3 separate regions of the Homo sapiens genome follow, and regions 2 and 3 are each linked to region 1. The links are chromatin contacts, found by Hi-C or POLR2A ChIA-PET in ENCODE. All regions are on one chromosome and are shown on one strand. The core of a region is the stretch at or near the end of the contact, and the rest is flanking DNA. Distances in the headings are between cores, read along the strand shown.

Region 1 (2,700 bases), core at 171-2,670:
TTATTAGTATCTTAAATCTTCACCCAGGAGTGGTGTTTTTTTTTTTTTTTTTTTTTTACTATTATAATGAGTATAATTCAGCCCAACGACACTGATCATGGGTTTCTGCGCTTGTGAGAGTTTGGGGATTTTCCCTTCTGCTCTCGTACCTCTTTGCTGCAAAATTTTCTAACCAGGAGCCTCGGATGTGGTTTGTACACTATGGGCTGGTTTGTTCTATTTATTTAGCAAGTTTGTTCCCCTTGAAGGGAGGCTATCACCACCTACCTAACCTACCTCCTAGAAACACACTAGGAGTACTGAGAGCAAATTGCATTAATCTCTGAAAACGCACGTATTTATGCCCTAAACCTACTACCTTAGAAAATTCTAGAAAACACAAGGATACTCCAGGATACATTTTACCAGCTAGTCAATCGTCATCTAGCCGCTTGAAAACTCTGTACATTTCCAACAGAATGAGGGTAAAAACGGCAAATAACACGTAAGAAACGTTATCAATGTTGTTTTGACTTTGTGAATTCCCTAGAAGGGTCTCAGCGACCCTGAGGTCACCAGACCACATTTCGAGAGCCATTGTACCAGACTCTGTTCTAGATAAAAGACGGAGCAATCGGAATGAATAAAATACTCTCTCTATGGGGAGCTGTTTACGTAGTGGCAACTGCGACCTGTTCTAAAGTGGAACAGAACCGAGCGCTGTGAGAGGGTGGGACTTGGAGACCTATCCTTGCCCGCCGGGCCAGGGGAGTGGGCTCTAGAAGGATGACCTTTCAACTGCGACCTGCTGAGGAGGAGTCGGCAAGGGTGGCCGCCGACCAGTTCTCTTTCCCGCCCACCTCCCCAAATCCCAGGAGAAGAGGGGCGGACGGGAAGCGACAGTGGCCGCGAGTCCCCGGCACGCGACGGGCTCTCAACCTGGCACGCCGAATCCTCAGGACAGCCCCGCTATCACGCAACTACTCGGGTGTCCCAAGAGTCGCCAGGGCCGGAGCCGCGCGCGGCGCCGGGGACCCGCGTGAAACCGCCTGTGGGAAGCGGGCGGGTGGCGCGCGCTCCGGGGACAGTGAGAGGCGGCGGACGGCGCGGGGACGTCCCGAAAAAGGCGCAGCCAGGAAGACGCAACTCCTGACGCGGTCTCGGGCTACGCGGAGGCGGCTAGTGGGAAAGGGGGACTCTGGGAGACAGTGCCTAACAGGGCCAGGCCCCCGACGGCTTCCTCAGGAGGACTCACGGTTCTGGGGGATTCCGGAACCGCTACCCCGTCGCGAGAAAGGAGGTCTACTTACGCGCGCAATCTCGAGCGAGCGGCCTTTTCCACCCCCGCGGTCTCTTGCGCCCTCTGGTGGCCTCTCGCGAGAACGACGCTGAACTTGTTCAGGTGGGACGCCAATAAAGATTTCTTATTCAAAAAACAGGAAGTGCCTACGGAGGCCGGGCCGGCAGCGGCGGCCGGGCATGAAGCCGGGCGGCTACGGGATCGCGGGCGGCGGCGGCATCGCGGGCGGCGGCGGCGATGAGCGACATAGTGGAGAAGACGCTGACGGCGCTGCCGGGACTCTTTCTGCAGAACCAGCCCGGTGGTGGGCCCGCGGCCGCCAAGGCGTCCTTCTCCTCGAGGCTGGGCAGCCTTGTCCGCGGCATCACAGCCCTCACCTCCAAGCACGTAGGTGCCCGCCGGCCCGGGAGCTCAGGGACATCGGAGTGAGGCCCCCGCGCCAGGAGGCCCTGGCCGGGCGGCGAGACTTCAGGGCCTCTGGGGTTAGCCCTCCGGCGGGGCTCAGGGGCTGCTGTGTCGGTTCGTCCTTTCGTCTGCCTGGAAGCTTCACTTTCCTGCTGGGACTGACAGCAGGGAAGCCGAGTTTCCACAGTTAGTTCTGACACTGACTCTTTGATCGGGGGCACATCTCTGTAACCTCTGAGCCTCCGTGTGTTTTCTCAACGTTGTGGTGGAAAAGTACTGATACATAATTCATAGGTTTTTTGTTTGTTTTGAGGATTGGGTGAGATGTCAAGCGTGTGAAAATACCTAGTGCGATGGAAGTGTCAGACATTATTTACCTTCCACAAAGTTTTTTTTCCCTACTCAGTTTCCTTCTCTCCCCCGGTGCCTTCAACTGAACAACAGTTCAGATGTCGCATACCTGAAGAGATCCTGTGAGCCTCTTGTTGAATATCTTTGGGGAGCTTGAGGTTCTTGGGTTACAACAACGTGTTGGGCAAAGAAAAAGCACAGTTCTCTCAAAATGTAAAATTTGCTAAGTCTCTGCCTCAAGTGGGCTTTGAAAATGAGCAGTTATAAAAATTCTTAAACTTTTAAAATTTTTAAATTTTTATTGACGGAGTCTCTCTCTGTCGCCCAGGCTGGAGTGCAATGGTGCGATCTCGATCTCGGCTCGCTGGAGCCTTAAGGTTTTAAAAATTTTAATTTTTGTTTTTTTTTGAGACGGAGTCTCGCTCTGTCGCGCAGGCTGGAGTGCAGTGGCGCGATCTGGGCTCACTACAAGCTCCGCCTTCCGGGTTCACGCCATTCTCCTGCCTCAGCTTCCCGAGTAGCTGGGACTACAAGTGCCCGCCACTGCCTGGCTAATTTTTTGTACTTTTCGTAGAGACGGGGTTTCACCGTGTTAGCGAGGATGGTCTCGATCTCCTGACCTCGCGATCCGCCCGCCTTGGCGTCCCAAAGTGTTGGGATTACGT
Region 2 (2,700 bases), core at 23-2,522, 640 kb before region 1:
TGCTAAAAAAAAATGTATCAAGTGAATGAACATATGAGTAAGGAAGGAAAAAAAAGTCAAGTTGAACACTCTGAAACTATTGCAAATTATTTATTCTTTCAGATTGCAGTCTTCAGTGCCTCTGTTGCTGTGTGTGCATGTGTGTGTGTGTACATATCTCTTTGTCTGTCTCAACATCCATTCCTTAGTACTCCCTGGGCTGCTTTTACCTAGGAGAGGGGACTCAGTTTCTCCCCTCTGCATCAGCTTATGCAAAGTTCTTAAGAACAGAACCAACCCCAGACAAAACTTATGAGACAAAGGTAGATTTCCACACCATTCTATCTTCCTTCTGCTCCCCTTCAACCCTCTCACATCCTGGTTCTTCTCCAGCAGGGCCCCACCAGAGATCTGAGAGCTCTAGACCTAACCCTCCACTGATCCAGGAACAGTGCTAAATGTATTTGTGTTCCACTCAGAAGATAAATATCCACAGGAACTTGCTCTCAGCTGACAGTGCCTTAGGAAAGCAATGGAATAAGCTAACGCACACTAATTAGTGAGTAGGAGGATATAAAACATTATAGAAATAGACATTCAAGATTCTTTTTTAAGCAACTACCTACTTTCCTGCTAAGGGAGATCCATGCCTGAGAACTGGATAACCACTTGGTTTTGCCTGATACAGAGTAGGCACCTACTAAATATTTATGAAATGAATGACTAAATGAAAGAACACTGCTGATAGATTCACACATGAAGGAATGAATGTTAAGAAAGAAAGGATTTGCAGTGATTACAGAATATTGAGAAAATTTTTTTCTATTTCAGAATATGAACAATCCCCTTTTCCCATCTAGTGGCTCAGGGATCCAAATCCTCAATTTTGTGGGAAAGTGGGGAGGAAAAGCAAGGCACGGTAGTGTGGACATATGTGAGAGTGGGTATATGAGAGGGAGAATGAAAGAGTGGTTGAGAAAAGTTTTACACTCTGATCCCACATTCCTTTCGCAGAAAAAAAAATGTTGCTGGTGCCAACTCTCAGAAGGCAATTCTAATGCTCCCATCAAATGTCACCCCAGAATCTAAGGGCCACCCACCAGCAGCCGTTCCTGCAGGAGTAGCAGCAGGGAAGAGGGCCAGGGATGCCCGTTGCTCACCTCTCTCTCTGTACTCCTCAGGCTCCATCATCTCCCTTGGGCTCTGGCTCCTTCTCACAGATGGACACGCAGGAGGTGGAAGGCGTGAAAGGCGTGGAGCAGCCCGGCTTCCCTCTTGCCAGTCCTGCGCACTCCCTGGCAGCCAGTGTGGGCCCTTTATTTAAAGGGTTCTTTCTTTGACCTTAGCTCCGCCCTTCAAAGTCCCTTCCTCCAGGTTTAATTAATTCCACCCTTTCTTTCCCCAGTCCTTGTAGAAAACAGCGACCACAACTTTGACTGGTCAAGAGAGCCAGGATAAAAGGCGCTTCTAAATTAAGCAGTGCACTTAGCAACCCAAGCCTGCAGGCAGCCTCCAGGTGGATGCCGTAAAAGAGCCCTCAGTTCTTTCTGCCCCTGGATTCAGACAATAGAGCTCCAGCCTCAGACAAGCTCCCAGCTCAGTAGACCAGAATAAGGCCAAGGGTATGCAGAAAAAGTAGCACAAATTATTAGTATTATTCCTGCCCCTGTTTCCTTATCAGCAGTAGGGAGGGAGGAACAGGCACTAATAGTGATGCCCCCTGTGCCCAGGAACAGGCAGAAGTTATCATTGACCACAATGGATTTTTCTATTACAACATACTATCTGTTGTTGCAAAGAATGAAAAAACACAGTTATAAGCCAAAAAGAATAGAAATTAAAACATCACCCCAAATTAATCACTTTTAGCACTTAAAGAAGTAGAAGGGGGGCGTGTAAAGGGACCTGCAGAAACCCCTGTAGGGAGGGGAAACACTATCCTTGGGGTTTGATTTCTGAGTAAAAAGTAATCCAACGTTTTCACGTTGCTAAATGCAATAGTCTTTCTTGTTTATTTGTTTCCAGTCGTCCTTCTGGTTCTCTTGGTGGCATTTTATTTGTTACTACTTCATCCTTGCAGCTCACAGTTTCTCTGGGCTTTCCTCCTACATCTCTGGCTGTTTGTTTCCTCCAATGCTGGCACACCTCAGGGCATTGCCCTCCTTTCATCTTTCTGCTTTGGTGGCATTGCCCATTTCTAAGGCTTTTTTTGTTTTGTTTTGTTTAGACGGAGTCTTGCTCTGTCGCCCAGGCTGGAGTGCAGTGGCACAATCTTGGCTCACTGCAACCTCTGCCTCCCGGGTTCAAGCAATTCTCCCACCTCAACCTCCTGAGTAGCTGGGCCTACAGGTATGTGCCACCATGCCCCACTAATTTTTGTGTTTTTAGCAGAGATGGGGTTTCACCATGTTGGCTGGGTTTGTCTCGAACTCCTGACCTCAAGTGATCCACCCGCCTCAGCCTCCCAAAGTGCTGGGATTACAGGTGTGAGCCACTGCGCCCGGCCCATTTCTTAGGCTTGAAATGTTACCTATGTGATATCCGTATAGGTTTAAACATACCATCAGGCCCTCCCTGTCTTTTGAGCTTCAAAATCTTATATCCAACTGCCTTTCTGACAAATCCTCTCTTATGACTCTGAGGCACCTCAAACTTAACGTATTGCAAAACTGTCTTTCCCCAAAAATATGCCCCACTTCTAGTCTTCCCCATCTCAGTTCA
Region 3 (2,700 bases), core at 161-2,660, 770 kb before region 1:
CACCTGAGTCTGGGGAGGTGGAGGCTGCAGTGAGCCATGATCACGCCACTGCATTCCAGCCTGGGTGACAGAGTGAGACCCTGTATCAAAAATAAAAAACAAAAATAAATTAAAAATAAGAAAGTCAAACTCACAGAAGCAGAGAGCATAATAAGCAGTTGCCAGGGGCTGGGGTTAGAGAAATGGGGAGATGTTGGTCAAAATTTATGAACTTTCAGTCATAAGATGAATATGTTTTGGAGATCTAACATACAACATGATGATTATAGTTAATAATACTGCATTGTATACTTGGAATTTGCTAAGAGAGTAAATCTTAAGCATTCTCTCCACACACACAAAATAATGAGCCAGGTATGGTGGTTCATGCATGGAATCGCAACACTTTGGGAGGCCAAGGCAGGAGGATCGCTGAGGCCAGGAGCTTAAGACCAGCCTGGGCACCATAGCAAGACCCCACCTCTATAAAAAATAAAAATTTAAAATAAAAAAATGGTAACTGTGTGGTGATTGGATATGTTAATTAGCTTGATTATGGTAACTATTTCACAATGTATATGTATATCAAATCATCACATTGTATACCTTAAATATAGATAATTTTTATTCATAAATTATACCTCAGTAAAACTAAGGAAAAATAAATTAATATGTAAGAATGATAGACTGTCAGTGAGAGGGAAATGGAAAAAAAGAAAAATAGACTGTCAAAAGTAAAAATAAATAAAAATTAAAAGTTGGAGTTTAGCAGAAGAAATAAAACATAATGTAAAAATAACTATGGCAAGTAAACTATGCAATGATCAGCGCTCTTATAAAGGTGGAAAGAAAGTTGCAATGGGAAAGAAAGGCAAGTGAGAAGAGGGTCAAGATCAGAGCAGACTTTGGGGAAGAGAAAGCTCTTGAGCTAGTCCTTGAAAATTGGTGTGATTCCTGTATACAACAATAAGGAGTGAAAGCCATTCAAGTAGAAAGAACAGCAGGAACAAAGACAGAGAAGTCAGAAAACAGAGTATCTGCAAAGAACATCAAATACTGTACTTCAGTCTATCTGGCAAGTGGAGTGCATAGGAGATAACGGGAAATCAGGGGAAAAAACATATGTTAGGGTTAGATTATGACCCTTACAATTATCCTAGTACATGACAATAATAGCCTAAGGCAGTGTCAACAAGAATGGAGAACAAAGTATAGATTCAAGAAATATTCCAAATATAGAACTGACAACATTTGGCAACAGAAGGGGAAGGAAGAGGTAAAATGTCAAAGATGATGTCACATTCTTTGCCCTAATGGCTAGGGGAATGTTGGTGGCATTGACAAAAATAAGGAGAGTGAACGTGGAACAAATTCTGGTCCATCTGTTTGAGTTCTGCATACCAATGCTCAGCTAGCTCATCACAAAGCAGAAGTAGAGAACATTTCAAGCTCAACAGTCACTCTGTGACTCATCAGATGTGAGGGTGAAGTTATTTTTACTCTCACAGCAGTAAAACAAAACCTGAACATTGTTAAAAAGATTCTTCAGGTTTTCTGAATGTTCAAGTGGGTTGTCTAGAACAACAAGCCTTAACTTAGAGCCTCAAAATCTAATCTTAGAGGAAAATTTAAATGGTTTTATGTCCCCAGTCCTTTAGTCCTTAGCTGGTTGAAATCTAAAAGCTATCTTTTCTCCTTTTGAGATATGAGTGTGACACATCATTCATCTCTAAACTTTCTCAGTTTTCTCTTCATTAAATATTTAGTGTGACAAATTCAGCTTGTAGGTTGATAAGGAGGTACTCTACATTTCATTATCTGGATTTTCCCTCCAACAATATTCTGAATAGTTTTTCCATATTGCTCTCAATCTTTAACCACTCCACCATCACTTGACGGTGTCACACTTCAGAGAACCTTTCATTTTAACCCCATTTCCATGAATCATTATCATTGCGGCTTGCGGGAATTGCTTGAGCTATACCCAGAGCATCTGACCTGTCATATCTGCCCGAGATCACTTTATGTGACCTTTTATGTGCACATATGGCCACGCCCCTAGACATTCTGTAAATCTAAACTAAGTATGGGGAACAAACTCATTAAAAATCCAAGCACAAGAATTCCAAATGAGACTTTACCTGGTGGCACAATAAGCAAATGCTTTCCGCTAAACAAGGAATTGGAGTCTACTTTCTGGACATATTTTCACCAGTCATAATAACTGAAACCTGACATACATAAAACTGTAACTAAATACCTATGCCGTTGAAGCAGAGTACCATAAAGAGAAATGTCCTAGGCTCCTCTTATATCCAATGGGGAAACTTTCTATCCAATTAAGGGAACACACATGTAGCTTCAAAGGGCCTACAGAAGAATGCTAAATTCTCACTGGTAAACTCATATCTCCCCAAAATTAAACTGAACGGTCCTCTGACGTTTAATAATTCTTTCATGTACATTTCAATGAAAGGTGAAGCTGTTTTATTTAATCCAACCTTGAGCGTGGATACTTTCCTCTTCCGAACTATTGATATAACCATGACATTTAAATGCACACGAGTAGCAGCAATTCCATTTGGATCCCCTGATTGAGTCGATTACTGTGATGTTAAGCATGCCCATTCCATCCCAGAGTTTAAGTAAACAAGACCACCCCTCTCTGCTCTTAGCCCAGGATTTATGAGGGCCGTGTGTCTGGCACTCAGGGAGATGTTG

The links. Hi-C counts contacts between places; a loop is a spot of excess contacts on that map. ChIA-PET counts read pairs that join two places held with the same protein, here RNA polymerase II (POLR2A). Pooled maps may share reads with other maps.
Region 2: a map of natural killer cell shows a loop between it and region 1 (15-fold over the local background). The contact joins the promoter of HDC here to the promoter of AP4E1 in region 1. A Hi-C loop is called at or near these places in 1 of 168 maps with a recorded cell type or tissue (natural killer cell) and 10 of 50 pooled maps. POLR2A ChIA-PET finds 5 or more read pairs at or near these places in 1 of 52 experiments (K562).
Region 3: a map of naive thymus-derived CD4-positive, alpha-beta T cell shows a loop between it and region 1 (21-fold over the local background). The contact joins the enhancer-like site here to the promoter of AP4E1 in region 1. A Hi-C loop is called at or near these places in 11 of 168 maps with a recorded cell type or tissue (CD4-positive, alpha-beta memory T cell, Caco-2, Calu3 and 8 more), 6 of 37 single-sample maps with no recorded cell type and 18 of 50 pooled maps. POLR2A ChIA-PET finds 5 or more read pairs at or near these places in 5 of 52 experiments (PC-9, T-cell, activated CD4-positive, alpha-beta T cell and 2 more).

What each region holds. Positions count from the first base shown.
Region 1 is chr15:50,907,263-50,909,962 of GRCh38, forward strand. AP4E1 (adaptor related protein complex 4 subunit epsilon 1) reads left to right here and starts at 1,421. Exons shown (of 21, transcript NM_007347.5): 1 at 1,421-1,666. The coding sequence starts at 1,517. RefSeq lists enhancers at 1,014-1,755, 1,230-1,519, 1,540-1,709, 1,756-2,497.
Region 2 is chr15:50,264,454-50,267,153 of GRCh38, forward strand. HDC (histidine decarboxylase) reads right to left here and starts at 1,273. Exons shown (of 12, transcript NM_002112.4): 1 at 1,140-1,273. The coding sequence starts at 1,170.
Region 3 is chr15:50,133,506-50,136,205 of GRCh38, forward strand. It overlaps a transcript of ATP8B4 not described here. Among named protein-coding and RNA genes, the nearest start is that of ATP8B4, 16 kb to the left of the region's middle. Within about 2 kb of position 1,411, at least 4 of the 41 ENCODE cell types and tissues checked have a DNase peak (open chromatin) inside an H3K27ac peak, as active enhancers do; they include mammary epithelial cell, where a contact is called at or near this core.